2 separate regions of the Mus musculus genome follow, and region 2 is linked to region 1. The links are chromatin loops, found by intact Hi-C in ENCODE. Cell type or tissue: heart. All regions are shown on one strand. Links, peaks and the distances in the headings refer to the core of each region. The heading gives the core; the rest is flanking DNA. Region 1 has its middle 76 kb from the start of Diaph3. Region 2 overlaps Tdrd3 (tudor domain containing 3).

Evidence for each region. A loop is a pair of places that touch in the nucleus more often than their neighbours do. Peaks named below come from ENCODE experiments on the same cell type or tissue, not always from the same donor. Only the 100,000 strongest peaks of a DNase experiment are listed, where the experiment ranks them.
Region 2: a loop joins it to region 1, with 3 times the contacts of the local background. A loop is called at or near these places in 4 of 42 quality-filtered maps.

Annotation. Positions count from the first base shown.
Region 1 is chr14:87,208,757-87,225,354 of GRCm38, forward strand. No RefSeq gene overlaps it. Among named protein-coding and RNA genes, the nearest start is that of Diaph3, 76 kb to the left of the region's middle. In heart, for the core only: a CTCF peak has its summit at 6,554 (motif pointing left); no DNase peak of the experiment used is centred there.
Region 2 is chr14:87,446,543-87,463,140 of GRCm38, forward strand. Tdrd3 (tudor domain containing 3) reads left to right here. Exons shown (of 14, transcript NM_172605.3): 2 at 10,492-10,576; 3 at 12,215-12,280. Among named protein-coding and RNA genes, the nearest start is that of Tdrd3, 38 kb to the left of the region's middle. In heart, for the core only: no CTCF peak of the experiment used is centred there; no DNase peak of the experiment used is centred there.

The DNA of each region.
Region 1 (16,598 bases), core at 2,952-10,951:
TCCTCCCCTTCTTTCCTTATTCCTTCTTTCTCTCTTATATTTTTCAAATTTGATTGTATGTGATAAAACCTTATTCAAGACTAATCGTTTAGCAGAATTTTCTAGAAACTAACTCTGGTTGGGAAGACCACTGGAAAACCCTACACGAAAATGGTTTGTTTGATTGGCAGATTTTTATAACCAAAGGAGAGAAGTATTTTTAAAATGCAATTTGCTCAGGGTGGAAATCTGCTAGGCAGTATATAAATGGAAAATATCAACGACGTATAGCTTCTGCATTCAAGGAAAATTTCTATTGTGGCATTCAACAGTGTGAGTAGCTAGACCTAGAAATGACAATCGTTGAGAACTGCGTCTTCCAGTTTGCTCTTCACCTTCAGGTGAGCTGAACTCCCAAGATTTGGCACTTGGATTCTTGGTTTCTCTCCTGAGTGGATAGCATCTCAGTAGTTAGAATTTGTATATTTAAGCTCAGGACTTTCAAATCTGGGTGACTGATTCAAGCCCTGAAAAGTAAGTCCAAAATATGGCCTATTCAGAAGCAACTGAGAGTGGAGAAAATAAAAAGACACTTTCCTAAGTTGCAGTGACTTCAGTATGAGACTGGAGGAAATGAAATTTTTCTTCTCACATAAGCAATGCTAAAAGAAGTCTCAATCCCAGAGGTATTATTCCCACCAAGAATAATTCTCTGTGAGTTGTGTTTGAAAAGGCTAATTATCTTTTAAAAAAAGATGTAATTTAAAAAATGTATATGTATGCAGGTACCCCTGAAGACCAGAAGAGGGCACAATAACAAAAAAAGGAGTTTGAGGGGGAGGATACAGGAGGGGTTGGAGGGAGGAAAGGGAAAAATGATGTCACATTTCAATGAAGAAATAAAATTTTTAAAAATTAAAAAGAAAAGCGTTGGATCCCTTGGTTCCCTGTAGCTAGAGTTATAGGTGGCTAGGAACCAGTTGCTGGGAGCCAACTGCTCTTAACCACTGAGGTAAAGCTCCAGCCCCAACACTAGCCATCTTACGACATAGACTCAATTGCAATAGAGAAAGATTCCATTCTCTTACATCTACCAACAGAATGGTAGAACAGGGCAGACTCAAAGTATGACCCCACTTGCATAGTACAAAGCTAGAAGAATCAAAGCGACGTAAATGTTTCAAGACACATGATATATTTTAATCTTGTAGCACTGAACGGAAGATCTGCTTATTCAGAAATCTCCTAGTTTCTCTTACTAGGCAGTCATGAACCCTTCAGAGATGCTGCTCTGTCTAGTTTATTTATCTCCTTATAAGTAACCCTCCCACTGAGGTTAGAATGTAACAGAGGTGTACTAGACCTAGTCCACCCATGCTCATTAGAACTCATTGCTCTGTTTTCAGAAAGTTTGTAATCTATTATTAAAAGCTAAAGTATTTAAAATTAGAATTTGGAATTAAATTTTAAAATTGCTGTTGACTTGACAGAGAATCTCACATATCCGAGCCTGGTCTGAAACTTGCTATATAGCTGAAGATGATTCTGAACTTCAGATCCTTCTGTCTCCACTTCTCAAATGCTGGGATTCTAGGTGTGTGCCACCATGACTGGTGTATGCAGCACTGGAGAATAAATCCCAGGGCCTTGTGCATTCTACATAAACACTCTACCAACTATAATACATCCCCTCTCTATATTTTTAAGGTAGCCACACCAAGAGCTATCACAAGCTAGTTATTTTAAATACATTGCACAGCTATTTGTATTCACTATTTGCATTCCTGTTTTTTTCCCCTGTATGGTAGAAATAGAATACATTTATGAGCTACCTAACACTCAGTAATGTTAGGTCAATAACTTGAAATCAACCATGATCATTTACATTATAGAAATTGGCAAACACATAAAGGTAGGTGCTAAATGTTTTTTATCACACCCTGGAAATAAGACTATGAATAGATGTCAGCTCTTTTGCCAATACATGACAAAATAATTACTTAGGTTTACATGACTGGCCAGTAGGACATTTTGCCAGCAACTAGCTATTTTTATAATGTTGTGAGCCTTGATACTCAGAAGTAAACCCCCCTTATTCTTTTTATCACCAGTGAAAATTGTAAATCAGCGGCAATAAAGAATTTAAATTAGGTTTCAACAAGAAATAAAAGCTATGCCAATCAACTATGTGGGTAGCACTTTATGTTGTTAGAAAAGTAGTAGAGATATGATACTCATAAATCTCCTGTATGAATATATCAGAGATGGGGAAAGCTATCATGGAGGGAAGGACATAAATTCTGCCATGAGAAAGAAATGTACTAAATTAAGGAAATGTGCTACATGGGTCCATAATTTGATGATATTGTGAGATATGCTTTTGTTGAGTATTGCTGTGTTTGCCCCCAATCGGGAGAAAGCTTTACCAAAGAATAAGGGATTTATTGTAGATTGATTTCGTGACTACCTAATGGAACCCAGGCCCATCTGTGGGAGATAAGTCCCTTGTCCGGTGTCTTTCCATTTAGTTTTCCTTACTAGATCAGTCACGAAGCATTCAACTTCTCTACAGTCCCCAATGAGCTTCAAGAAAGTATTCACGTCTACCTAATTTCTTAGATCCCTCAGCCCTTGTGACAAAGTGAGCCTTTCCTTAGTGATGATTAGTGTGAACTGTAATGACATTTTCATAATGACATTTATTAGCAAGTGTGTAAATGCACATGTGTGTGAACAAGAGCTGTAGGGCAAAATTTCAGCTGATGAAAAATAAATAAAAACTTTCAAATTTTATTCGTGTGTGTGTGTGTGGTTGTACATTTGTATGTGTAGATTCACTCATCTTTGTGCGCCTATATGGTGGTAGGAGGATGGCATGTGTCTTCTTCACCGCCGTATTTTTTGGAGACAGGATCTCTCATGGAACCTGGAGTTCACTATTTAGGCTAGACCAATGAATGAGCAAGTGGCTAGGATGCTCCTATTCTGCCTCCCTGAATGTACAGCATCCTGCCTGGCAGGTCCATGGGTGCTAGGGATGTAAGCTCAGATCCTCCTGCTTACACAGAAAGTACTTTATCCACCGAGACACCTCCCCCACCCCATTAAATAACATTAAAAATAAAAATGTTCACAAAAATACATGAAAATGTCAGAACTGAAAATAAGACAGGAGCCCACATTTTATACAGAGTGGTATTCTCATCAGCAGGCCAGACTCCCAAGTGAACGAATGCCCTCGCTCTTTTGTCTTTCGTGAGTTCGCTCAGTTAGTCATTCCTTCTTTCCTCACATTTTATTCTCTTTTCTGGAATTCTCGTCCATTCTCAAGACCTGAGAACATGTTAGGCTCAATCACCCTTAAAGCAAAAACACAAAAGAGAGAACGGCCCTTTCTCCACTGCCTTCATTTCGCTCTGGTTATCAGTTGCCTCATTTCTTCCTTTTGAAATTTTTTTTTTCTCAAAAAGGTAATTCCTGTAAATGGTGTTTTCTCGGTGAACAATCTTGCTGTATCTTCCCAAGAGATCTCTTCTCCATTGATTTCTGCGATGCTGCATTTCTCCCATTTCTATTTGTACCTCCAAGCATCCTTTTTCTGCCCTGTTGGCTCTCTTCTTTACTTCTGCCTTTCCTGGAAAGTATTTTTTTTAATTAGATATTATCTTTATTTACATTTCAAATGTTATCCCCTTTCCTGGTTTCCCTTCCTCTATCCTCTCCTCCCTCCCCCTGCTCCCCAACCCACCCACTCCCTCTTCTTGGCCCTGGCATTCCCCTACAGTGGGGCATAGAGCCGTTACAAGACCAAGGGCCTCTTCTCCTGTTGATAACCGATGCTACATATGCAGCTAGAGCCATGGGTCTCTCCATGTGTACTCTTTTGTTGGTGGTTTAGTCCCTGGGAGCTCTCCATTGGAGCTGCAAACCCCTTCAGCTCCTTGGGTACTTTCTCTAGCTCCTACATTGGGGTCCTTTTCCCTCCCCTTCCAGCATTAGTAACTCTATCACTTCCCATACTTAAGTGCACTGTTACTATTTCTTGTTCTGATATCTCTCTGGAGCAACATAGTCCTGTACATCTGACCTGCTGACCATCTCTCAGCCACTTCCTGGATCTCTCAAACTCCACATATCCTAGAGTAAATGATTCACATCTGCCCCAGCACGTTTTAGTTATGCTGAGTGACTCCCGGACCGCACTAGGACTCCATCAAGGAAGCTTGGACTCACTCTCGAGTCTTCCATTTTCTCTCTGGCCTCCACTCCTCTGAAACTGATATTTATTATGGGCCCAAAACCTGCAGCCAAGCCGTGTGTCTGGAAAGATATCCTGTCACAATCTGTCCAAGATCAGCCCATCACATTTGTCCTTTCTATTCTTGTCTGCCTTTCTCTCCTCTCTTCTCTGTGCCTCCTCTGCTGTAGCCTGAGCACTCTTCCTCCAGACATGTGCATAGCTCTCCTTTCTTCACTCACTTCCTGCTGACCGAACTCTTATCTTGGAGTGTTTTCCTAGCCGCCATCTGCCATGCCTTCCACTCCTATTTTATAGTTCTCCTATTCTCTTTCGCTTTGGTTTCTAGCATTTATAGCACAACTGACACGTATGTTTGTCTGCTTTCCCCATTTGTATTAATTACTTTGTTTCTGTAACAAAGTATATAACAGAAACAAAGAGGAAGGACTTCATGGTTAAGTAACCTCAGCCCATCATGCCTAAGAAAGCATGGTGGGGTAGGACTTTGCACATCACGGTGGGCAGGAAGCAGAGGAAGTGGAATATGGGAAGGGGACTTGGAGAAGAGAAAACCTGACAGACACTCCATTAGCCCACTTACTTTTATGAAGTCCCAGTTTTATTTTTCATCACCTCAAAATGTCATCAGACTATGAATCCATCAAGGGATCAAGCCATTCATTAGGTCAGAACCTTCATGATCAAATAACCCACGGAAACACGTTTGTAGACTAATCCAGAGATTCACTTCAGTAATCTCCTAGGTGATGTTTCAAGCCAATTAAGTTGGCAAAAATGATTAACCAAAATAGTATTTGAATGTACATTTCTTCAGTTTTTAAAAAGAGTTTTACCTTTTATTTCATGTGTAAGTGTTTTTCTGTATGTATATACATGTACCACGTATGTACTCGGTTTCTAAAAGGGATAGAAGAGGGTGTTGCAGTCTCTGTAACTGGAGCTACAGAGGATTGTGAGCCTCTCTGTAGGTGCTAGGAACTTACTGCAGGTCTTCTGCAAAATTAGCAAGTGCTCGTAACCACGGAGCCATCTCGGCAGCCTCTAAAATCCACATTTACTGAGAGCACAGAGATTTTGGTAACAAGCTCCTTGGACCCTAGAACTGCAGTTGTACAATATAAATTTGTTAAATAAGCGAATGATTCGTCTCATAATAATCTATTTCTTTAACTTTGTTGGTGCTCTTTTGAGACAGTATTGGTTATACTCAAGCCTGCTTCCAACATGTACCCTGCGACTCAGCCTCACTAGTGATGATTTATAAGCCTACGTCTATTTCTTTATATCTGATTTCTCTTTTCATTTCTCCTTTTGTATATTGAGTGGATATTCATTTACCCAGTTCCTATAACGAGATCTGCAGAATGTGGGGTGCTTGATAGTCTCACTGCCCAACTGTCATTGCCACCAGACTAAACTTTTGCAACTGTTTGCTAGATGGTTTCCTTGATTATGGTCAAGCTAACCTTTGTAACTCTTCTCTTTGCCCTTGACAGATTGAATTTCAAACTTGGCCCTAACTGATCATCTCTGTAAAGACCTCTTTAGTCATTTCAGTAGCACCCCTTGACCTTGGTACCCCACTATACCTTCCTTGCACCACAGTGTACCATGGTTACATGGCACATAGATCATGGCACATTACTACATGCGTTTGCACATCTGTATGCTTTGTAACTCACTGAGGACAGAGGTCTGCTATTTGCCACAAGACTATTTTATCCTCACTGTTCTACATAGTGTGGGGCTTTCATGAATGCTTGACAAATATTTAATGAGTGAACAGTATTTTGCTTAATTATCATTAATTATGTCAAGTTTAATGTATTTATATCCAGATCATGCACAGTATCCTACCTTGTAAAAAAGTGCTGCATCCTCAAGTCCCGGGCAAATGGCAGGCATAACTTCCTCTCTCTCTCTCTCTCAGACATAGAAGATTTGATTTGTATCTGTTTCCTAAGATTAGCATATACCTAAAACTGGGTTGATAACATCAAGTCTGCTGTGAAGATTATTAAATTGAACGTTGAAGGATTAACCAAAAAGAAAAAAAAAGTAGAAACATTTTCTGCTTTCAAGGATCAAAATAACTAGAAGACAATACCCACAGAAAATAGGATCATCATCATTTTTGAATGATACTAAAATTAGGTCTATCCGATATTCACACAGGAAAAAGAAGATGTGCTTAAAGTGTGTCTGTGGCCAAGCTGGAATTTACCATAGGAGATAAACAGCCTTGTGGGATGGCAGCTGATCTCCCTAGAGGGTTGTGCACAGGAGAGTCATCTTTTTTCAAGCCTGCAGCGCTCTCTACTGGCCATTGGTATGCCAAGGGCATCTAGCAGAAAACAGCATCATGCCAGTTTGGACCACAGTGTACATGGAGGGAGGAAAAGCAACACAGAACACAAGGAAATGGTGCTGAGTTCCACATGAGCACTCTGGATACTCTAGGCTGTGTTCAGAAGGAGGCCACCAAACAGGAATGACAACAGACTTCCAAGACTAAAAACCAAAAGTGATTCAAGTTCAAAATTGTGATATTCAGGCATTCTGGGTAATGATTGTGTCCAAAAAAAAAAATGAGTCAGGGAGACAAATTAACATTTATAAGCGAATCTGCATAATGTAGGATGATTATATGTGCATGCAATGCCTTGTTCAAACTGTCTCCCTCAATGAATCCTTGCAGAATTGCAGGACAGGTGACAACAGCCCATTTTTATTAGGGGAGGCAATCGTGGAAAAGAAAGGCTTATATCTGCTGTTTATTTACATAAGTGTGAGGCTGGATATTTTAACTCTGCATGTTCCAGTCCCAGCAGTGGGGCTGCTCGAGGAGACACTTGGCCTTTTGCACATCTGTCACATCTTGACCACCTCCTTGCTTCTTGGCCCAGGAGAACAGTTCAGGCTTCCTCTTGAGATGCTCTTGCCTGAGTTCTTGAATCAGGCCAAGGAGCCCTGGCTCAGATGATGAGGTTTTTAAAATGATGGATGAGCATGCTGCGAGGGTACTACAGTAGACTCGCAAAGAGAGAGAAGGAAAGAAAATACACGCACGTGTGCACATCCATGCATTCCATATGTATTTACCTATATCTTTAGCTGATATATCTTCTAATATAGGAAAAGCTGACCTCCAAACTGAAGCTTCAGATTCCAAACTACTACCCCAGGGTTCATGATAGCATACCCCATCTCTTTTCCCACAATGAGAAATCATACTATCATTATCCACAGTATATTTATTTATTTCCGCAATCCTAAAATACATAAAAGGTAGTCATTGAATTGCTACTCATAACTTAGTTTTGAGAGGATCACTATCTAACAATATTTTTAGGAAGCTTTTATTTCTTTAGCCATACAACATGGATCCCAAAACACTGCTTTCAATATCTGTTATAACATACATAGCCATGTTGGTATTCTCTACTTATTAATTTATTTCATTGAGTATGACTATTATTATGATGATAATATGCCGTAGCATATTTATGCATATATGTGTGCTTATATGTATGCCTATGTGTGCATCTGTGCATGCATGTGAGTGTGTGCATGTGGAAGTCAGAGGTCAACGTTAGATATTTTCCTCAGCTCTCTCCACCTTATTTTTTGAGACAGAATTTCTTTCTTAATCTGGGGGTCACTCACTTAGCTGGACTAGCTGGCTAGCAAGCTCCTAAGAATCCTTTTCTTTTCTTTTTCTTTTTTTTTTTTTTTTTGATTTTTCAGAACCTACTTTTAATAAGGGTTCTTAAATGCTTTAACCTTCCTTTTGTAGCCTACCACCTATCAGAGGCAGAGGAAGAGAACCGTTACTAGGATATAGGGAAGTGGACCTGGTTAGAAATGGTTCTTTGGAGAAAATTCAATCTGCTTTGTCAGGAAATCAGCAGTTCAGTTCACAGGAATTGGCAGTGACAGCTCAATCCACTCATAAACACCATTCACAAATCGGCAATGTCAGGTCGATCCAGAAGAAACCACAAGGCTCTGCTGTACCCTGTTTAGAAGTACTGTCAGGGTAACAAATACAAATCAGCAGTGGTGGCACGACCCAGCAGAACCAGCCAGGCCGCTGCTGAACTGGCACAAGTCAGCAGGAGTGACCAGGGCCAGCGGGGATGCCAGGAGAAGTTCTCTGCCATGCCTCTCTCAACTAAGTCAAGTGTTGCAAAGCTAGCCATGTAAGCCAGCTGTCATTGTCCGTTGAGTCCTATTTATACTCCTTCCAGACATCACATGTCCTCCCACAGATCTTGCCTCAGTAAAACTCCATGAAAGTCTGTGTCAGCTGACGTATCCAGAAACTTCCACTTCACTCGGCCAATCAGCCCAAGTCCAAGGAAGTGGCAAGAAGCTGCCAGAAGTTTTTTGGTGCATTTCTTTCTATAAAGTCGTGACAAACAAAGACCAGTAAGGAATGGCAATACCATCTCTAGCATCATACACTGTCTGTTGGGTTACATTCATATTTCTTCTTAACCTCATACATCCTTTCACGTGTTTGCTTTAGCAAAACATCCTTTCACCTGTGTCTGCTTCAGGAAAACATTCGTCCATATGTCTGCTTTAGCAAGACATCCTTTCACCTCTGTGCCCCAGCAAAACATCAATTAACATAACCGACTTTCCAAAGAAAGCATAAGTTTGCACTTCAGCTAAGGACACTTTAGCCCTGTCTCTCCATACACTCATTCTTGTAGGACACAGAAGAGCAGAGGATGAGCAAAAGAGTGCTCACATGTTTGCCTTTTCAGTGCTGGGATTACACATGCGTGCCACTGCCCTGGCTTTTTTTTTCTTTTTTAACATGAGCTGTGAAGGTTCAAATACAGGTCCTGTGTAGCAAGCACTTTACTAAATGATCTCTCTCTCTCTGTATATGTGTATGTGTGTATGATATATATATATGATATATGGGTATGTGTAATTGCTAAATTCCCACTGAAATGGTTGTACTAGTTTTCATTTTCAACACATATAAAAAGTACCAGTCTGGGAGAATTGCCCCACAGCACACAAGCTAGCTAACCTCACACCTGTACCGACAAAAATGACATGAGAGAGTCTGCATTGAAAATGAGGCATAAATGTGCAGACCAACGCTCTAATGGAAGCTGTCCTCTGACAGCTTATGTGACATATGTGCACTATGTCATGCCTGTACTTGCCCTCACATGTACATCATATATATACATCATACACAGTATGTGCATACATACACACACAGATACCAAGAGTCCCACACAGAAACACACACACTCAGGATGATGCCCTCCAGGTCCATCCATTTGCCTAGGAATTTCATAAATTCATTCTTTTTAATAGCTGAGTAGTACTCCATTGTGTAAATGTACCACATTTTCTGTATCCAGTCCTCTGTTGAGGGGCATCTGGGTTCTTTCCAGCTTCTGGCTATTATAAATAAGGCTGCTATGAACATAGTGGAGCATGTGTCCTTCTTATCGGTTGGAACATCTTCTGGATATATGCCCAGGAGAGGTATTGCGGGGTTCTCCGGTAGTACTATGTCCAATTTTCTGAGGAACCACCGGACTGATTTCCAGAGTGGTTGTAAAAGCTTGCAATCCCACCAACAATGGAGGAGTGTTCCTCTTTCTCCACATCTTTGCCAGCATCTGCTGTCACCTGAATTTTTGATCTTAGCCATTCTGACTGGTGTGAGGTGGAATCTCAGGGTTGTTTTGATTTGCATTTCCCTGATGATTAAGGATGTTGAACATCACAAAAGAACTCGCACAATATGTACTCACTGATAAGTGGATATTAGCCCAGAAACTTAGAATACCCAAGATATAAGTTACAATTTGCAAAACACATGAAACTCAAGAAGAAGGAAGGCCAAAGTGTGGACACTTTGCCCCTTCTTAAAATTGGGAACAAAACACACATGGAAGGAGTTACAGAGACAAAGTTTGGAGCTGAGACAAAAGGATGGACCATCTAGAGATTGCCATATCAGGGGATCCATCCCATAATCAGCTTCCAAACGCTGACACCATTGCATACACTAGCAAGATTTTGCTGAAAGGATCCTGATATAGCTGTCTCTTGTGAGACTATGCCGGGGCCTAGCAAACACAGAAGTGGATGCTCACAGTCAGCTATTGGATGGATCACAGGGCCCCCAATGGAGGAGCTAGAGAAAGTACCCAAGGAGCTAAAGGGATCTGCAACCCTATAGGTGTAACAACAATATGAACTAACCAGTACTCTCCCCCCCGCACCCCCCCCCCAGCTCGTGTCTCTAGCTGCATATGAATCAGAAGATGGCCTAGTCGGCCATGGGTGGAAAGAGAGGCCCATTGGTTGTGCAAACTTTATATGCCTCAGTACAGGGGAACGCCAGGGCCAAGAAGTGGGAGTGGGTGGGGGAGCATGTGGGGGACTTTTGGGATAGCTTTGGAAATGTAAATGAAATAAATACCCAATTAAAAAAAAGAAACACACACACATAGAGACACAAACACAGAACCAAGTATAGATATACAGATACACACACACACACACACACACACACACACGCGCACACGCACACGCACACGCACACGCACACACACACACATGTGCGCGCACACACACACATACACTTAGAGTGCCTACTTCCATTCAGTTTGGCCAATGGAATGTACTATCTTATCTTTTACTGTCAGCAGTCACACAGTTGGGAACATCCTTTTTTCCCCTGTTTTTATAATTAGATTTTAATTAGCAGTGACTTTAGTATATATTTAATACTATGGGACATTTTTATATCTTTTGGGGAGCATTGTCTATCATTTCTCCTTTTCTTTCTATGCAGTTCTCAGTCCTTTGCCCCCCCCCCCCCAATTTTCAATCAGAATCTCAGCAATCTGCTGCTCAGCTGATCATAAAATACCTCAGTTTAACTTATAGATACTGAATTTAGAGCATACATTATTTACTTTCTCTTTTGCTGTGATAAAACACTGCCTGAAAGCAACTTGGGGAGAGAATGAAAAAAAAATAGTAAAGGACATGACTGCTCCTAGGTATGGTGGAGAAGAAAGTTTATTGTAGATAAAAGGGAGAGCACAGCCAGAGGCGGAGGCATTTGGTTGAATCCAGAGCAGACTTGACCGTGAGCCATGTGAGGAGACATGTGGAGGGGAGGGAGAAGAGGAAGAGGGGAACCAGGCACAGACGCTAAGAGGCCAAAAAGATAAGAGAAAGGCCTATAACCAAAATGGCTAGATTAAATAGGGAAGAGCCTCTGGGAGAAGGGGATTTGGGCAGCAGGGGGAGTGGGGGGTGAGGTGGAGGAGTGGGTAGAGGGTGTGGTATGCCAGAAATACTCTGTAACAGGTAGGGTCTGAGAAATGTTGGAAGAACGTGGTAGTCAGGCTCACCTTCATATGTTAAATAGACACCTTAGTCATTTGTTTCAAGAGTTTGAGAAGAAAAGATAGTTCATATGACAGGTTATAGACTATCAGATAGAGAAGTCAAGGCAGGAAGGAACTCAAGGCAGGAACTTAAAGCAGAAACCAGAGGAGTGCTGCTTACTTGCTTGCTCCCCCTGGCTTGCTCAGCAACCGTTTTTATATAGCCCAGGCCCACCTGCTTAGGATAGTATCGTCTACAGCGGGCTGGGCCCTCCTACATTAAGTAAAACTCAAGAAAATGCCTCACACCCATTGGACTTGCAAACTTTATATGCCCCAGTACATGGGAACGTCAGGGCCAAAAAGGGGGAGTGGGTGAGTAGGGGATTGGGGGGGTGGGTATGGGGGACCTTTGGGATAGCATTGAAAATGTAAACGAGGAAAATTCCTAATTAAAAAAATAAAAAAAAAAAAGAAAATGCCTCACAGACATACCTACAGCCCAATCTAAATGGCAGTAGTTCCTCAATTGAAGTCCCCTTTTCTCCGCTGTGTCAAGGTGCCAACCAAGCCATCACAAGGCACACCATCGCTCTACTTTTCTCATTTTACAAACACTATTTCACTATGTGGCTAAATGACTTAACAGACCCCCATCCTCCACCCCTTACCCCCACCTTGGCCCTGCCAAATTCATGGACCCACCCATGGAACTCCTTCAAGCAGTACGTACTTCATGATCACAAAGAAAATACTTCATAAACAAATGATATATTGATTTAAGCATTCTCTAACTCTGGCACTCATAAGCAAAGGTAATAAATAAAATAAGTGGGAAGCATGGAATGTTGGAGAAAATGAAAGTACATAATGATGAGACAACTTCTTTAAGATCAGAGAATAAAAAACATCAGCTATGTGACTTCTGGTTAAAATTTAGGTTTCCTTTAATGTCCTTGTTGCTTGTAAAAGAACAAATAAAGACTTTTTAAATTTTGAAGGTGATATTAAATGAAGCATTTTTTAAAAGGAAAAGAGCATAGTAAATAACAGAAACAGTGCAAATGGAACTGACAAGGTTAGGAATGTGTGAGTTGGCAATCTTAGCACGTGATTAATCTCAGAAAGACCCTTAATAGTACTCAGTGAGGAAAGATACCAGCATTACAAACATAAAGAAGTCCTAGAACATGAACTTCTAGTAGGGTTGAGAATAACAAATAGACTAGCACTAACACAAAAAAGATACACTACTGGTAGTAGAATTGCTCATGGAATTACGTATACTTAGCAGGCAGAAATGAGAAACAAATACATAGTGATAATAAACTGTATTAAGGGCATTCACCATCCTTATGAGAGCTCACACAAGTTAATGACAGTCAATGTGGTGCTACCTTCTCCTTCTCCTCCTCCTCCTCCTTCTTCTCCTCCTCTTCTTCTTTATACTCATATATTTTTTAAAAATTCTACTCCTAAATTTATTTAGGTCCGATCATTTCTATCGTATTTGTAGTTGACAAGTATTACCCATTAATTATTTGTGTCATTTATAAGGATCTGTGTTGTTAAGTTTCTTGGGTACCACAACACTGCTCCCTTCTATCAAATCCTTTGTAACGTCCTGTATTCACTGATGATGAAACTGAAGCAGAGTGTACTGTATCACTGTTGCAACATACAGTTTGATCTTATGACCATCAAATATTCTAGGACTGTAAGAAAGATCCAGCAAAGACACTGACAATCATTTTTCTGGAGGTGCAAGTGGATATTTTAGCAGATATATATACCCTCTACCACACTCCTCAATTCTCTTTCTGGATCAGAGAAGGAATTCTAGACAATATGCTAACAAATGGGTATGGCGGTGTATCTATCTAGTCTGCTCTTTCCATCATTACACTACAGCACTAGCTAGGGGCTTAAACTTCAGGAATTTATTTCCTCACCATGGAAGTTAAATGCTTAATATCAAGATGCCAGCGTAGTCAATTTCTCTTAGGCCTGTATCCCGGAGTTGTATTCCGATGTGAGTGAGGGAAGCTCTCTGACACTTCTTTGAAGCACACCAGTCTTCCAAGAATCCCACCAATAGCACTTCATTTAACTAAAATGACTTCCTTTTATACAGTCACCTGGAAGATGAAATCTCTAACACCAACATTTGAGGAGAGGATACACAACCAGTCAACTTTCAATGTTACCTCAATAAAGCTTCATTTATAAGATCTAGTGATCTTACTGGGACACAAAGAAAGAGCCATGTGAAGATCTGGGGGTGTGAAAGAACACATTCAAAAGAGAGAAAGAAGTTGGTGTGGTGCAAGATAAGGGAAGAAAGGTTGGCTATAACCACCTGCCTTGTGCAGGAGCTTAGCAACTTATTGGGGACTTCTGTCCACTGAAAATTATCCTTCCTTTTATCTTCTGAAGTACATTGATGACCTACAACATACTTGGGAGCCAAAGATCTCACAGTTTAAATACCTACAAGTTATTTTTCAGTTATGATCACAAAAAAGGATGCGCCAATCTCTCCCCAAATGAGAAACAAGTTTGCACACATTCATCACATATTTACTGAGAAGAGAAAGAGAAAAAAGTGAACATTTTCTTTTATGAGGCTTACAGTCTAAAAAGCAACAGAAAGATGTCAAGGAAATAGTCCCTTAAAAAAAACCAACCAACCAACCAACCAAACAAACAAACAAAAAAACCAATCATCTGCACTGAGCTTCCATTAGATCTTTGTGAAGACTACAACAAAGGAACTTGGCCTAGGACGTGGATGTGAGAGGCATTCTCGAGAAAGCCTTCTTCCTTTCTATCCTGAATCCTTGAGAGATGCCAACGTGGTTAAATTTCTCTTTTCCCAGTGACAGAGCTGCTAAGATGTCTTTGCTCACTCAGGTAACAACCCCTGCTCTGTCTCCAGTTCAACTGCTGGCCAGGGCTAAAATCTCTAGAGAAATTAGCTTCTGAAGATCCCCAATCCCACAGAGGTGCTGTTTGTCTTCCTTTTCTTGTGTTCTTCTGAGGGGATCTCTGACCTGTGCCTCTTCCCTGGGGTTCAGACAATGCCATTCCTAGAGTAATGAAGAGGCTGCTGGTCACTTACTCTGTCACTGCTGCCTCAGAAAACCAAATGGCCTGGGGGAACATGTTAAAATGAAAACAGCACCACTACATAAAGGAATAGACATAGAAACAGCACATAAAAGAAGGGCATTGCCTATGCCTGGCATTCCTTTAGCTCCTCCTCCTCCCTCCCCACCAAGCTTGTCTTGGAGTCATCTCTATTGCTTCACCTTTCAAAGCAACCCTAACATTCCACTTCTTCTCTGCACAAGTGTCTGGGGGGGGGTGTTATTCTTCCATCCTACTTCCTATTGTTTGATGATAAGAGTTACATAACAAACTAGCTATTTCCTGCACACCGTTTCAAGCAGCAAAGGCCTTTGCTGTCTCCTCTTTCTGGAATGAATTCCTTTGTGTCTTTTCCTGAAGAATTCAGTCAGGTTCAGCTGATGAACATGTCATTACCTTTGTTGTGTGATCCCAGGCTGCCTTTTTCTGGGAACCCTGAAGCATGAGTTCAGCCCCACTCTGGGCTCTCGCGGCTCCCTCTGTTCTCTCTATTATAGTTTTCACTCCATTTTTGTCATTATATTGTAATTAGTGTTTGCAGATTGGTCTTTCCCCTCTAGACCACAACTGCTTGAGACCCCAGTTAGTTATGTTGTATTCTCTGTGCCTCCACTGCCTTCAGTATCTGCCACTCAATGGGTGCTGGAAAGTGTAAAAATGAGTTTGTTGATTACACATGTCCCCCACACAGGATCATTTTGTACAAATGTAGATAGGTGGAACTAAGTGATTGCAGCTATTCTGCTAATGAAAAGGAAGAGATTAACGCATAATGGTTGGGTGACACCTTTGCTTTTTTTTTTTTCTTCTTTCTGATAACTGTTCAATCTTTACTCTCCTAAAACCGAGAAGAACACCTAACCATGACAATTTCCCACCATCTAGCCCAGGTCAGCCGAAGAGATTTTCTCTTACCAATCAATCTATTTTGAGTCTGGATTCAGACATCTTAGGATTACAAACGAGTTGGCTTATGGGATATAGTCTAGTTTGCTCTGTGTTGCTGTGATGGAACACTGACCAAAAGGAACTTGGAGAGGAAACTTGGCATTCCTTTAGCTCCTCCTCCTCCCTCCCCACCAAGCTTGTCTTGGAGTCCTCTCTACTGCTTCACCTTTCAAAGCAACCCTAACATTCCACTTCTTCTGTGCACAAGTGTTACAAGGCTATTATTGAGGGAAGCCAGGGCAGGAGTTCAAGGCTAGAACCTTTCAATTACCAATGGTTGGTTGGCATCCAGTTTCTTAGGCTCCTTGGCACAGGGAAGTAGCATTGCCCAGGAGAGGGAATGAAATAGAAACAAACAAAAGCAAGTCCAACATCCAGTTCTGCTGCTGCCTTTCTGATGCATGAACCCCACAATAAAGGCTTTTTGCTTTTGCTTCATTATGTGACAGTCATAGACTGTAAACACTGTCAGGAGCAGAGAAAACAGCGTCTAGAGACAAATAAGAAAAACTGAAGATGAAGCTGGAAGTGCACACGCAGTTTATGCTTTAGTAGTCTGTGGTCCTGACAGCTTTTGCTCGACTGAAGGTGCCGGGTGTGGTGTTCTTTTCTCTGTAATGATTGCTGAAACTGTGTGTCTTGAAGAATTTGCCTTAAAAAAAAATGTAGTGAGTATTTAATCGTTCAGGGTGTGAGGAACCACATTCTGTTCAAGTGTGCTTCCAGCCCTTGTGTCCCTGCTTATTGGTGACAGTACTCCAAACACTTGTCTCAATTTTCAGATCAAAGCTGATGAAAAACAGACCTCGAAAGGCTTGAATTGCCTTCTGCATCTCTTCGCATCAGAAGAAAACACCTACAACCACTTGAAAGAG
Region 2 (16,598 bases), core at 4,542-12,541, 240 kb after region 1:
AGCACTAGGAGACCTCAAAACCTGCCTACACAGTGACACACTTCCTCCAACAAGGCCACACCTCCTAACAGTACACTTCCCATGGGCCAAGCGTGTTCACGACACACCTTCCAACCCCCAACCCAAGGTATGAGAGAAAGAAGGTAAGAGGGGAGGTAACTTTCTGTAGAGGTCCTTCAGGTAAGCCCAGGCTTCCTTGTCAGGATATCCAGTTTCTTCCTCTCTCATGACCACGAAACAAACCACAGCAGGAGCAGCAGCCTCCTCAGAATGCCCAGGTCCCCCTCAGGGCTCTGGCAACTATGCCCTCTCAAACGTTCCCAGAATTCCAAATGTCACACACGTACAAAACCGAGCCCCCCCCCCCCCCCCCCAGCACGAGGTACATCGTAATCAGCTGCTGTGAAGCAGCCTCATATCCCTCACCAGGGCTTAAAACAAAAATACACTCACCAACCCGGCTCTTTAAGAAACCACGCTTCTCAGTACAGAGCAGAATTAGTATTTGCTTAGCCTGTTTTCTTCCAGCAATGTACTGAGTATTTCTTGTTTCATTTATTATTAGAACAACTTTACGGATCAGTATTTCTAGTATTTCTGTGTTTTGTAGGAGATAAATTGAAGCATGAAATGATGAAACCGACGGATCCTGCTTGTTAAAGTGTGGAGTGCAGACAGCCCTGCTTCACTAAAGTGCAGACAGGTGACTTGTCATGCTGCCTCCAGAGATGCAAACGGGCCCTGAACCTGTGGTCCCCTTGAGCTTAATCCCAGGCAGGCAGGCTTGCTTTCCTGAGGCCCTGGCAGGGCCTCTGCAGTCATGGGTGCTGGAAGACAGAAGTCAATTTCAAGTACAGGGTAGTAAGCTCCAGCCGAGCCTTGGACAGTGTATGGTTTTGGAGCCATATCACATTTGTGTCAAGAAAGGAGACAGAACTATGCAACCATTTCATATATTAAAAGATGGGTTATTGAAACTAGCTACACTCTTCCTCTAAATTAAAGTATGAAAATATTGAGTTAGGTCATAAAATATAACCTTGATGAAAGAAATAATACCCAGCATACACTTTGAATTTTATGAAAGTTTACTAAATGAAGAACATTGTTAAGTTACCTTGACTACTGTGGTTTTTGTGATACACCAAATATGAAATCTTATAGGAAATATTTTTTTATTAGGTATTTATTTCATTTACATTTCCAATGCTATCCCAAAAGTCCCCCCAACACTCCCCCACCTACTTTCCTCCCACCCACTCCCACTTCTTGGCCCTGGTGTTCCCCTGTACTGAGGCAGATAAAGTTTGCACAACCAATTGGCCTCTCTTTCCACTGATGGCCAACTAGGCCATCTTCTGATTCATATGCAGCTAGAGACAGGAGCTCTGGGGAGTACTGGGTAGTTCATATTGTTGTTCTACCTATAGGGTTGCAGATCCCCCCAGCTCCTTGGGTACTTTCTCTAGTTCCTCCATTGGGGGCCCTGTGATCCATCCAATAACTGCCTGTGAGCATCCACTTCTGTGTTTCCTAGGCCCCGGCATAGTCTCACAAGAGACAGCTATATCTGGGTCCTTTCAGCAAAATCTTGCTAGTGTACGCAATGGTGTCAGCGTTTGGAAGCTGATTATGGGATGGATCCCCGGATATGGCAGTCTCTAGATGGTCCATCCTTTCGTCACAGCTCCAAACTTTGTCTCTGTAACTCCTTCCATGGGTGTTTTGTTCCCACTTCTAAGAAGGGGCAAAGTGTCCACACTTTGGTCTTTGTTCTTCAGTTTCATGTGTTTAGCAAATTGTATCTTATATCTTGGGTATTCTAATTTTCTGGGCTAATATCCACTTATCAGTGAGTACATATTGTGAGAGTTCCTTTGTGATTGGGTTACCTCACTCAGGATGATGCCCTCTAGGGCCATCCATTTGGCTAGGAATTTCATAAATTCATTGTTTTTAATAGCTGAGTAGTACTCCATTGTGTAGATGTACCACATTTTCTGTATCCATTCCTCTGTTGAGGGGCATTTGGGTTCTTTCCAGCTTCTGGCTATTATAAATAAGGCTGCTATGAACATAGTGGAGCATGTGTCCTTCTTACCAGTTGGGGCATCTTCTGGATATATGCCTAGGAGAGGTATTGCGGGATCCTCCGGTAGTACTATGTCCAATTTTCTGAGGAACCACCAGACTGATTTCCAGAGTGGTTGTACAAGCTTGCAATCCCACCAACAATGGAGAAGTGTTCCCCTTTCTCCACATCCTCGCCAGCATCTGCTGTCACCTGAATTTTTCATCTTAGCCATTCTGACTGGTGTGAGGTGGAATCTCAGGGTTGTTTTGATTTGCATTTCCCTGATGATTAAGGATGTTGAACATTTTTTCAGGTGCTTCTCTGCCATTCGGTATTCCTCAGGTGAGAATTCTTTGTTTAGCTCTGAGCCCCATTTTTTAATGGGGTTATTTGATTTTCTGGAGTCTACCTTCTTGAGTTCATTATATATATTGAATATTAGTCCCCTATCTGATTTAGGATAGGTAAAGATCCTTTCCCAATCTGTTGGTGGCCTTTTTGTCTTATTGACGGTGTCTTTTGCCTTGCAGAAGCTTTGCAATCTTATGATTGGTCGATTCTCGATCTTACAGCACAAGCCATTGCTGTTCTATTCAGGAATTTTTCCCCTGTACCCTTATCTTCGAGGCTTTTCCCTACTTTCTCCTCAATAAGTTTCAGTGTCTTTGGTTTTATGTGGAGATCCTTAATCCACTTAGATTTGACCTTAGTACAAGGAGATAGGAATGGATCAGTTTGTATTCTTCTATAGGATATATTTTAAAATTATTATTTGCTCAGCTGTTCTAATAAACCTTCCAGGCTTAGAATCTTCATGGGTTGGTTCGGTATGGAAAGCATTTTAATATTTTAAATAGGGAAATGATTTTATGATGTATTGTTACCTATCTTTTATAGTTAGTCTTCAAATGTCATTTTTATTTTGGTATCAGAGAGAAACAATTATTGAAACAATATTGAAAGCATTGTTGTTAATATCTACTTGTCAGTGAGTATATACCATGTGTGTTCTTTTTTCACTGGGTTACCTCACTCAGGATATTTTCTAGTTCTATCCATTTCCCTAGGAATTTCATAAATTCATTCTTTTTAATAGCTGAGTAGTACTCCATTGTATAATGTACCACATTTTCTGTATCCATTCCTCTGTTGAGGGGAATCTGGGTTTTTTCCAGCTTCTGGCTATTATAAATAAGGCTGCTATGAACATAGTGGAGCATGTGTCCTTCTTACCGGTTGGAGCATCTTCTGGGTAAATGCCCAGGAGTGGTATAGCTGAGTCCTCAGGAAGTACTCTGTCCAATTTTCTGAAAAACCGCTAAACTGATTTCCAGAGTGGTTGTACCAGCTTTCAATCCCACCAGCAATGGAGGAGTGTTCCAGTATCTGCAGCATGTGCTGTCACCTGAGTTTTTGATCTTAGCCATTCTGACCTGTGTGAGGTAGAATCTCAGGGTTGTTTTGATTTGAATCTCCTTGGTGACTAAGGATGTTGAACATTTCTTTAGGTACTTCTCAACCACTCAGTATTCCTCAGTTGAGAATTCTTTGTTTACCTCTGTACCCATTTTTTAATAGGGTTATTTGGTTCTCTGGAGTCTTAACTTCTTGAGTTCTTTGTATATATATTGGATATTAGCCCTCTATCGGATGTAGGGTTGTTAAAGATCTTTCCCCAGTCTGTTGCCGTTTTGTCTTATTGACAGTATTCTTTGCTTTACGGAAGCTTTGCCATTTTATGAGATCCCATTTGTCTATTTTTGATCTTAGAGCATAAGTCATTGGTGTTCTGTTCAGGAAAATTTCCCCTGTGCCCATGTGTTTGAGGCTTTTCCCCAATTTCTCTTCTATTAGTTTCAGTGCCTCTGGTTTTATGTGGAGGTCCTTGATCCACTTGGACTTGATCAAGCTTTGTATATGGAGATAAGAATAGATCAACTTGCATTTTTCTACATGTTGACTGCCCGTTGAACCAGCACCATTTGTTGCTGTCTGTTTTCTACTTGATGCTTCAAGCTCCTTTGTCAAGATCAAGTGACTGCAGGTGTGTGGGCTCATATCTGGGTCTTCAGTTCTACTCTATTGATCTACCTGCCTGTCTTTGTCCCAATACCATACAGGTTTTTTTTAATCACTATTGCTCTTTAATACAGCTTGAGGTCAGGGATGGTGATTCCCCCAAATTTCTTTTGTTGTTGAGAATAGTTTTCACTATCCTGGGTTTTTTGTTACTCCAAATGAATTTACAAATTGCTCTTTCTAAGTCTATGAAGAATTGAGTTGGAATTTGATGGTGATTGCATTGAATACTCAAAATGCAATTCACAAACCGAATGACGCTCAAGAAGGAAGACCAAATTGTGGATACTTTGATCCTTCTTAGAAGGAGAACAAAATCATCTTGGGAGGAAATATGTAGAAAAAGTGTGGAGTAGAGACTGAAGGTATGACCAGTTTAGAGACTGCCCCACCAGTCATCAAACCCAGACATTATTGTAGATGTCAAGAAGTGCTTGCTGACAGGAGCCTGATACAGCTAGCTGTATCAGAGAGGCTCTACCAGAGCCTGATAAATACAGAGGTCGATGCTCACAGCCAACCATTGGACTGAGCACAGGGTCCACAATGGAGGAGCTAGAGAAAGGAGGACTGAAGGAGCTTGCAGCCCCATAGGAAGAACAATATCAAACAACCAGACCCCCAGAGCTCCCAGGGACTAAACCACCAACCAAAGAGTATACATAGTGGGACCCATGACTTCAGTTGTCTATGTAGGAGGGGATGGCCTTGTTGGATATCAGTGGGAGGAGAGGTCCTTGGTCCTATGAAGGCTTGATGCCCCATTGTATGGGAATGCCAGGGCGGGGAGGTGGGAGTGAGTGGGTGAGTGGGGGAGCACGCTCATAGAAGCAGGGGGAGGGGGAATAGCATAGGGGGTTTCTGGGGGCGGTGGGGAGGACCGGAAAAGGGATAACATTTGAAATGTCAATAAAGAAAATATGCCCCCCCCCAAAAAAGAAAGAAAGAAAGAAAGAAAGAAAGAAAGAAAGAAAGAAAGAAAGAGAAAGAAAGCATCTTTGTAGCTACTACACATCAGAACACAATTAGGTGCTCACTGTACAGATCTGAGCACCGGAGCTGGGCTTCCTCAGACAGACATAAGCAGTGCAGATGTGACTGCCTGCCTGTGACCCTGGCATTCAGACATGCTAGCACCAGAGCAGCTGCCTCCAGGCTCAGCACAGTACCTGTCTATTATGGTGGGCTTTGAGGACAGTGTGCCCATGCCAACCTTGGAACCCCACGTGCACTTATGCAACACACTCACACACACACAGTCACACACTCACACTGTATTCATAAATTTCTGCATTTCCAAAGGATAAGTGTAGAAACAAAGTAAACAAATGTATCTTTTCATGGACTGTTTTTTGTTTTATCAGTTGTACCTTTGAATGTCTACTAAAGGAGTTTCTTCTAAACTTGATTTTTATATCAAACAAAAATTCGGAAATTCCAACAGTTCATTTTATTTTCTCTTTATTTCCTGGCAGCAACAACAGCGACAACAACAATGAAATGTCCTAGCCTGCTTTAGTACGTTTATTTGAGGCTTTGCTTTCCAGCAGCAATGCAGTATTTTACTAGTGAATCGATGCTGCCATCTTGTGGTCTTTTCCGGTAGTGCAGTCTTCATAATTATCCCTGTTAGGTCAGCTCTTCAAAGACAGTCCTTAACAACAACAACTTTTGATTTTTAGTTTCCAAATTTTAAATGCTTTAAAATGTTACCTTAGATATAGTTTTGTAAAAGATTTCCCCTAGAACTTTTACTCTGGCCATTGAAATTCTTAAAGTTGACCAGCAGGTTGTTAATTTTAAGTATCCATATTGTTTTGTATTTCCTTAACTAGCTTTTCAGGATAATAGATACTCTGTAGTGTTTAGTTAGTTGTAAATAAGTTTTTGCACATTTGTCTTATTTCTGCTACAGACTATTTTTCTGAAGTTAGGCCTTTTGTGTACTATGACTTTCATGATGATTTCTTTGACTTTAAGTGTGTCTATTTTTATAACAAACTAAAATTTGATGTAAAAGACACTAATGTTTAATGTGTTGTGAATGTATGTGTATGCAGGAAAATTATTATAACAGATTAATATAGCAGCAAAAATATCTTCGATTTGTACATAAATCATAAAAAGTTAACACTGAGAAAAGCAATTCTAAAGATAGTTTATTATTAAATGAAATATATGTTGTATTGAGAGAAGTTTACTAAATTAAGACTACCACCAAGGACTTATACTCAGAGGGACTTTAAACACACACACACACACTCTCTTTTTATATATATATATATATATATATATGTATATATATATATACATATGTATACACACACACACACACACACACACACACACACACACATATATATATATATATATATATAGCTAGCTTTGGGCCATCTATATGTAAACCATAGAAACCATAGAACCATAGAAAAAGTTGTATTTCCAGCTTGATTTCTGTGTCCTGCAACTGAAGTGTATTATGTCCTTAGGAAAAGCTCTTATCTCGGTATAATAGGCAACTAAAAGCAGCAACTGTGTTGTTGTGAGGTTGCTGGGACCTCCCTTGCTCTGAGATTTTTATCTTATAACCAATGCTTCCCTTGGGAAGAAAAATTCTCATCCATGCAGGATACCTGTGCTCATCCTTTTGTTGTTGTTAAGTCTTTTCATTCACTTTTATGTACATTTCGTTCAATTACACACACTCATCCCCCTCTGGTGTGTGTGTGTGTGTGTGTGTGTGTGTGTGACTGAGAGAGAGAGAGAGAGAGAGAGAGAGAGAGCGCTCATGTGAGCGTGCTCATGTATCCGCCCTCCTGCCTGTCTCTCACCTCCCCGTCTGCACTTGACCCTCTAACCCACAGACTTCCCTGTCTACTTTTGTCATGTGTTCTGCTTTGTTCAGCCACCTTAAGTCCTTGCACCCTTCCCGCTATCATGGACCGTCTACTTTTCAGGCCTCTATGAACACTCCAAATTCAGCACACAAATTGAAAATCTTGAAGATCCGTGTATAAGACAGAGCAAGTGTTTTTAGGTTACCTCACTTTGTATACTAATTCCTGTCCCGTCCATTTTCCTTGTCATTTCACTTTCTTTAGACATGAATGAAGTTCCATTATGTAGAGGTACCACAATTCCATTGTATGGTCATCAGGTACTGGACATCTACACAGCTCAATTGTTCTAGTGTGGCTTGTTCTTTCTTGTGTACTTATGGATGGATTTGCCAAACGATTCTTTCAACTCTATCTTGATCACACTGCTGTTGCTGTGAAGAGACACCGTGACCATGGCAACTGTTCTGAAAGAAAGCATTTAATTGGGGCTTGTTTCAGAGGATGAGAGGTTTAGTCCGTTATCATCGTGACAGGGAACCTGCTATCACACAGACAGACACTGTGCTGGAGAAGGAGCTGAGAGTTCTCCGTTCTGTTCGCATGCATCAGGAATAGAGAGTGATGCCGGGTCTGCCTGGCTTGTGGTTTCTAAGCCCCCAGTGACACTTCCTCCAATCAGGCCACACCTCTTCAGCCTTCTCAAGTAGTGCCACTCCCTGATGAGCCTGTGGGGGTCATTCTTAGTTCAAACCACCACAGAGTATCTTCTGTAGCGCTTGCTAAGTGGTCATAGAAACCCTTAGTCAATTTTTATCATGCAAAGTATTTTCTTTTCAGTTATGTCACATAATTTTGCTGATAACAGTAATATGGTTTGGCAATAGGGAATCCTTCAATGCCCTTCTGGTCTTAAAAGTTTTGGTTGAATAATCTGTTATTCTTATGGGCCTGCCTTTTTATATGTTTGTTTTGTTTTTATTTGTATATTGTTTGAATTTTTAAGATGTTTTTAAGCAAGACACAGTAAAGCCTGTAAAGTAGACTGTTCCGTGGGCAGAACAAAGGTTTATTGGAGACCATATTGTCAAGGCCGCGCTGTCTGCAGTGGAGGGAAGGTGGAAACTTGCTCTCTGCAGTCTCCATGTATTGAGTGGTTCTAGTGTGAGCATAAGTGATTTTTTTTTTTTTTTTACATTTCATATGTTTGCTGTGCCCACAGTAGCTTGAGTTATTGGAATTTAGTTACTTTATCTTCATGTTCCATCAGGAATTACATATTAAATTTTCAATCTGATGTCTACATATCATATAGGAGCTAGTGACTCAGTGTGGCAGCAAATAAAAAATATAGTTCAGAGACACACCCCTGCCAACCGTCTTCCCCCATCCCTCAAGAAACCAAAACACAAAGCTGCAGTAAAAGTCCCACGAAGACATTTAATTCAGAGACAAGGCTATTGCTTCATTGTCACATGGCTCCTGTGTCTAGGTTGATAGAGCCCCTGTTAATTCAGAGGATGGTTTTCTCATTGACATTTTAAAGCCGACGTGCTGTCTGTATGTACTAATAGACTACGTGCTGTCTGTATGTACTAATAGACTACGTGCTGTCTGTATGTACTAATAGACTACGTGCTGTCTGTATGTACTAATAGACTCTGTCCTGTTATTTTCGAAGTTTGAGTTTCAGTTCACACATAAGTGGACATTGATCATCTCAGTGAGTGGAGATATACATGTATATGTACATAAACACGCATATATACCTATTCATATATACCTATTCAATTCAATTCAATATATATGTTTATATATGTGAATATCTATATAAAGTGTGTGTGTGTATATATATATATATATATATATATATGATTAGTGAACTCTTGACAAAACAGGAGCATAAGTGATTGACACCTTCAGCTGACAGCCGCTGGTAAGGACATTAGTTGCGGGTCTGATTGTGTTCTTCCCTTTCCCGTGCTGTATGAAATGGCATAAAAGACCCCTTCTACTTTCACCTGAAACGGTTAGCTGTGACTGTTCACTATTAGAGAAATAGCCACAGTGTCACACCGCATCTCTGCACGAGTGAGCATGTGCTGCTCTGTGGATGACCCAACAAGCTCCTACGTATCGGAGTGCATGTGCCCGTGTGAGCCGAAGCCTGCTTTGTTTGGCTTAATAAAAGCACAAGGGCCGGAAATGAGATGAGACAGTAACTGCCTCCCTGGTCCCCATGCTGAAGCTGGGTCATGGCTGCCTGGTGGTAGGGCCTTGTGCAGTGTGCAGGGCTGCTGGCCAGGAGGCCTATGGATTGTCCCAGACTCAGAGATAGATCAGGGCAAGCTGGCTTTGTTTTGGCCATCCTGGTTATAGTGGGTGTTCCTGAGCCCTGACATCTGGATGTAGCAAGTAAGGTTGAAACAATAGCCTGTCTTTTACCCTGGCTTTCTGCCTTCCAGATGTTTTCAGGGTTTGGGTGTGTCTGTCTCTTAACCTGAGGTGAAGGTGTTGGTAGTGACCTTCAGCTCTGCTGCTCTGCAATTTTCCATCTAGTTGGAGCTGACTGCTGATTTGAAATGGTTGTTTTTGAAGTTGAATGAAATGCTTTTGAATGGTAATTAAGTGACACCAATAATTTTATTATTTTGTGTGTGTGTGTGTACTCTTGTACGATAGTGCAAGCATGGTAGTCAGGACAGCTTGTGGGAGCTGGCTCTCTTCTTAAACCTCATAGGTGACAGGGATCAAACTAGAGTTATCTGGACACTCTGTAAGTGCATTGTCTAACTGAGCCTTCTTGCTAACTCAGGCAGCATTTAAAACCAATGCATGTTTTCTTTTTGAGATTAAAGTATAATGGTCTCATTCCCTCTCTCCTCCCTCTAATCCTTCCCATACACCCCTCCTTGCTCTCTTGCAAATAAATGGTCTTTATTTTCATTAATTATTGTTACATACATATGTGTATATGCGTATGTATTCTTAAATGCATAAATAAACTGCTCAGCCTGCATAACGTTACTTGTATGCATGTTTTCAGGACTGACTGACTGGTATTTGGTACTGGTATGATCAATTACTGGATGATCAATTACTGGATGATCAATTACTGGATGATCAATTACTGGATGATCAATTACTGTGCTCTTCCCTGGGGAAGACAATTCCAAGGAAGCTTTTGTTCATTTTTTAAAAATCATTTTGGAAATTTTGTAAGCAGATTAAACTTATATAACGTGTCATTTCTACTGAAACTAAGATAGCGCATCACAGGCAGACTTAGAACTCAGTGGCTTTTCCCACAAATCATATGGATAATTTTATTTTTATATATTATCCCATTAAGGGTATAGAAAAATATGTATGTATTCTTAGGATAGCATATAGACTAGGATGTTTTGCTCTTAGTATTAAATAGAAAATAAAACTGGATATTATAAAATTTTGCTTACTATTAAATGTAGGTACTATTATGCTGTTTATTTTATTTAACAGGTACCTTTCAGATGAAGGCGTTGAAGCCTGCACAAGCTCTCCTGGGAAAGGCAGCATAAATGACATCATCCTGATTGCTCTCAATGTAGGTTACGTTTATTAACTTTATTTAGACATTTTTAAAATTTAAGCTATACCAATGAAAAATTCATCATAAACTGTGTTTTATGATAAGTAAATGACTTAGAGGAGATCTTTAATTTTTGTCTCTTAAGTTACAGAGATACAAAGGGGGAGTGGGTGGGTAGGGGAGTGGGGGTGGCTGGGTATGGGGGACTTTTGGTATAGCATTGGAAATGTAAATGAGCTAAATACCTAATAAAAATGGAAAAAAAAAGTTACAGAGATACTTGTTAAGTTTAGTGACCTAATATTAGCTAGTTGTAAATATCATATACAATGCAATGAAAAGGAAAAAGTCCACTTTCCAACTTTTTGTAGAATCCATACTTTGAGTAGCTTCATAATAGTAAGAACTGACAATTCTTTAAAACAGTTTTCCATTTGGTTTGCGTTAGATTAGCTGTAGCCTTAATTTATTTGAAAACATCATTTCCTTTCCTTCTGTGTACTCGTGGTTGGCTTGCCTGTATAAATGAGTACCTGGCGGCCTGGGAAGTCAGTTGAGGTTGCTGCAGCGCAGATGCTTGTGACCCGCCATATGGGTGCTGGTAACCAAAGCCAAGTCCTCTGCAAGAGCAACAAGTGCTGGTGACCACTGAGCCTCTGCCCACCCTCTGTATCTCAGGGTTAGATGTTTTCTTTATGCTCAGATTTTTGTGTTGAAAAAGACAAGTATTATTGTTTTCATTTGTAAGTAGGAAAATATAAATATTAAGAAATAGCATTAAAATCTTCCATGCAATTTAGGTTCAAATATTTGAATTATTCAGAAACAATTAAGTGCAGTCTTAATTTGTTGCACACTATTCAGTGCTTAGTAAGTATAAAAGACAGTCTTATTATCTCTCTTGAGATCCATATTCCATAGAATGACCTTCCACATAATCTTAGGTTTTCATTTTGAAGACAGCCCCTCCCATAGTCCTGAAGAGCCCCACGTTGTATATGGACTTGTCACAGGTCAGGATGCTCCTGTCACCTCTGTGAGCAGCCGCTATGCTTTAGTTTCTGTGTGTGATGGTGTGCTGAATTACACATACCTACCTACCGTTTCCTCACCGTTTGCCCTCACCGCTGTAGGTTACATAGCAAGCAGGGAGACAGAGAGCCTTAGGGCAGGCGCTGCCGCTCCACTGCCCAGCGGCTCCCTTCCCTGTCACTGCCTTTGCTTGCTGCACTAGGGGTGTTAGGCTGGTGCAGTGATAGGTTTTCATGGCTCTGGATGTTAAGAATATATGGGATTTGGTTATTAAAACATACACAGCTTTATTGTAGTCCAGAGCTATCATTTGATATTTGGATACGGCATTAGCTTTCAGTAGGACATAGTGATGTACTGTTGGGGATTTCAGTGGAGAAGAATGACTAAGGTAGAAGAGTAACAAAGAAATGTGCTGCTTCGGCCTCTCACTGTTTGTTTCCTGGAGCAATGCACAGATGCCAGTACATTATTTGAAAATAGCAACTATAGTTTATTACTAGTTAAAGATGTTTGCTTAGTTTTTGTTCCACAAACCTGAAGTAATTTCTTTTGATCCTAAGCCTGAATTTAGTTTTAATTTTCTATAATTCTATTTTAATGATAAAATATTTATTTTAGACAGATTTGAGAACAATTGGCAAGAAGTTCCTTCCCAGTGACATCAACGGTGGAAAGGTAGAGAAGGTAAAGAGGAGGCTGCCTCTCGCTCCGCTGGCGGCCATTACACATTGGGGTGTGCACTCTGACCTGACAGACAGGCTGCACGGCCTCACACTTAGGCTGCTGTTTCCCTTCCCTGCTGTTGTTGAACGTTATTAAAAGTAAAATTCTGGTGAATTTTAAATGTTAAAAACTCCATTTAGAAATTATGAATATGGTGTATTAGCTTGGCATGTGACTCTTGTCGCATTACCAACGTGCCCGACAAGTCCTCTTTTCTGTTTGTGTTGTAGGTTCCTTTGTAAACTGCTCCTAAGCTTGCTCAGTCCTTTATGAGTATAAAAGCATATGGCTGTGAGGTTATTCGTTTGGAAAAGATGTATGTTTGGGTCTGTTTCATTGTGTGCTTATAGACAGGTGTTCATATGGATTTTCTCAGGGGCCTCAGTTTTAAATGCAGGAATACCTTTTAAAAATAATCAGTGAGGGATGAAATTTCCTGCACATTTCTGTTGAGTTATTTTTTAATTTGAAAATAAATGTATAATATTTTAGTAAAGAATTTAAGCTATGCTGTTGGTCCTATATCGATGTTAGTCGAGTTTCTTGGCTGTGTTATAGTCTCAGTGTCATGTTTACGTTCCCCAGAGGGAGTGGAGAGCAGGGGTCACTCTCCTCACCATCATTCTTTGTACACTCGTCACTACCACAGATTCTTTCCCCATTTACCTTGGATCTTTTGTTTATTGTTAATTTCAAGTATTCTTTTCTGATTATTAGTGTGTTTTTACAAAGTTCTCTCCAATTTGTTTTCTTTTTTGACTTTTTGTTACAGAAATATTTGTTCTCAGATGTAGTTTTCTGCTGAATTTGACTTGGTCTCTGAACTATCCCTACCCCTGCTTGAGTTTCCAGTCCGTAGCATGAAGATGAAACCTGATAATTTGCATTTTAATCCTTATTAGGAGATGTTGGCCTTGGGTGGGAGCATCCTTAGGAAAACCCCCACATTCTAACTGCAGGTTGGGTGGCCGCTGTGGATGGCTGTGGTGGACAGTAATCACACCATAGTCCATGCCATCTCTATCTAGTTGAGTTAAGACAATGAGAGCTCACTGTAGCAGTGTTTACTGTCTGCCTGTTGTCTCTGTGTCCATAGACTCAGAGCTCACCTTGCTGCTGCCTTGAGCTCACCAGCAGATGGAGACCTTCTTTGTCTTGGTCACTTTCTGAGCACAGTTTTGCTTCTAAAGTTGTGTGCAGTATTTTTTAAAGGTTTCTTTTGAAGGCAGTTGATAACAATAAACAAAACTTTATAATGTAGAATATTCTGTGATACATATTATCACTTAAAACATGCTTAAATGTGATGCTAATTTATACATAGAATGAATAGATTAAAGATTCCCTTTTATATGAAATAGGAATTTCTAGGTATTTCTTTTTCTGTTCTTCCTCATTGATTATATTTTCCCTTTGACTAGCTGCTGCTGAGACCAAATACAATTCCACTCACAGCAGGAATGAAAAGGTTTTGAAAACAGGTTTAATAGAAAATTTAAAAGCTGATACATAGATTGTACTCATTTTGTTGGCCATTAGAACTCTACATACTCTATTTAAATGCAGCTGTATTTAGGCTAAATATTCAAGAGATAAACTTCTAGTGCACACTGAAGATTAATGCCACTCACTATACTTTGTAACTTTATTACAAAGATTTACTGCCTAGCATTTCATCATGGTAATAGTATCTGTTTGTTATAAGGATATAGTCTAACACTAAATTACATATGTTACAGTTCTAGTTTAAAATAAGCTTTATCTTAATCTGTAAATAAGCTATAGGGCTATATTAGTAAGTATGTTTTTTAAATTAAACATTAGCTGTTTACTTTGCAGTGTAAATTATTATGTAAAGCATACTTAAATATGATGTTAATTTATATATAGAATGAATAGAAATTGCTAGATCGTTCTTTTTATGTTCTGTTATTGATTATATTTTTCTTTCACTAGCAGCTTCTGACATGAAGCGTAGTTGCTGGATTTTAGTATGGAATAATACTCTTTAGTTTACCTTTTATATTAAGAAAGGAAGAAAGATTGGTAAGGGAGAAGCTGAGAGGGAAAGAGAGCAAGCTAGATTACGTTAACTCTCAAACAGAGCAGATGTGGGAAGCAACTTTACAATATTTCAGCCAATGTCAAAACGTCAAAAGGATGTTTACAGTATACGTCTTTAGAGGGGGGAGCTGGGCATGGTGGCGTACGCCTTTAATCCCAGCACTCGGGAGGCAGAGGCAGGTAGATCTTTGAGTTTGAGGCCAGCCTGGTCTACAGAGTGAGTTCCAGGACAGCCAGGGCTACACAGAGAAACCCTGTCTCGTAAAACCAAAAAAAAAAAAAAAAAAAAAAAAAGAGGCGGGGAAGCCATGAGTCAGATCAGGTGTGGAGAATATGATGGGACCAATAACAAACCAGGAAGACACAAGTACAGCCATTGCCTCATCCAGAGGTGTCTCTAATTGTTAAATTTAGTGATTCTTGACAAGTTACTTAATCTTTCTAGAGGTTAATATCTATATTATTAAAGTATTATTCCTTTATGCCATTGAAATATTAAATGATCCTGAACTTGAAATGTTCAATGGCGTGTAGTCCACATGGTGACTTTGTTATGTTCAGAATGGTTTGTTTTTCTCTGACATCTAAAAGCGCCCAAATGTTAATTAATGACCTCGGCTGGGTTGCTCGTTACTGAGCTCTCCAGAAGAATTCAGGGAAGGACTCAAGCACAGGGACCGATCTTCATTGTCTGCATTTAGTCCTGACCGTCCTGGAGCCAGACTGGTGTTTGTGGTAGGACCAGCGATGGCCTTAGCCCTGGTGTGACTAATTCTGCCGAGTCCCAGTCTGTCTGTGACACTCCCATCGCAGAGGAGACGAAGACAGATGCTTGAGGACTGGGAACATTTCCCAAGTAGTTAGAAGCAAGGAGAAGAGGGAACCGGCATCTTGTAGGAATTTCCTCCGTTTGTTGTGTGGGATTTATTTTGAAAAAGCCTCCCGAAAGTGTCTTCCGCAGCTCCTTTCTGGGCCTCAGATACTTCACAGTGTTCTGGAGCGTTTCCAGAGAGATCAGCCACTCTCTTCAGAGGTGGATGGGAGGAGGCTACATTTCATCTCCCAAAAGGCCAACGCTTGTGTTGTTGCTGTTACGATTAGTAAGACTAAGATAACACTATTTTCATGATTTGGTAATTTCAGATTAGAAAGAGAATGGAAAGCTAGTAGATTTTTGATCCGGTCTGTAGTCTACTATGTATTTAATCTCATTTCAAGATGTCTTGGCCTTCAGAAAAATACTTCATTTGGATTTTGCAGCTGAAGTCTTAGTCATTGCTATTATCATTAATTATTTTGAGAGAATATAGAATTGCAAAAGGTAAAATTACTTTATTAGTAATTATGATATTTTCCCTGAGGGCTTTCTGTTGTGATTGTAAAAAGATAAATATTAAGACATGTTCTATGGGCGTGTGGTGAGGTGTGGGGGAATGGTGCCTTGGCAGGCCCCTGCTAAGTAAGGATTCCTTCCCTCTGAGGACCAGCCTCATGATGGTGTAGTATAGAATAGAGTTTATTTATGCCATGGGGAGGGGAAGAGTAGTAGAGGCAGAGAGAGGCAGAGAGGGGAGAGGAGAGAAGTAGAGGCTGGCCATGGCCATGTAGAGAGAGGGAGCAGGGGAGTGCAGAGAGAGAGGGGAGCAAGAGGGCAAGAGGCAAGAGAGTAAGAGGACGGGCAAGCAACCCCTTGTATAGTAGGTCAGGCCTACCTGGCTGTTGCCAGGTAACCGTGGGGGTGGACTCCAGGCAGAATATTAACGCTTTCCCCTTCTCATTCCATCTGTGGCATTATTTTGAAGTTTTTATGTACCATGTGTTTGACCATAGTTTCATAGATTTCAAGTAGAGACTTGGAAAGTGGTTGAAAAGGTAGACAGAGGTTTTCTTCCAGGTTTCCCACTCCAGGCTATGTGTTCCATAGGCTCCCCATAGGCACTGCAGGCTACATGTTCCATAGGCTCCCCATAGGCACTGCAGGCTACATGTTCCATAGGCTCCCCATAGGCACTCCAGGCTACATGTTCCATAGGCTCCCCATAGGCACTGCAGGCTACATGTTCCATAGGCTCCCCATAGGCACTGCAGGCTACATGTTCCATAGGCTCCCCATAGGCACTCCAGGCTACATGTTCCATAGGCTCCCCATAGGCACTCCAGGCTACATGTTCCATAGGCTCCCCATAGGCACTGCAGGCTACATGTTCCATAGGCT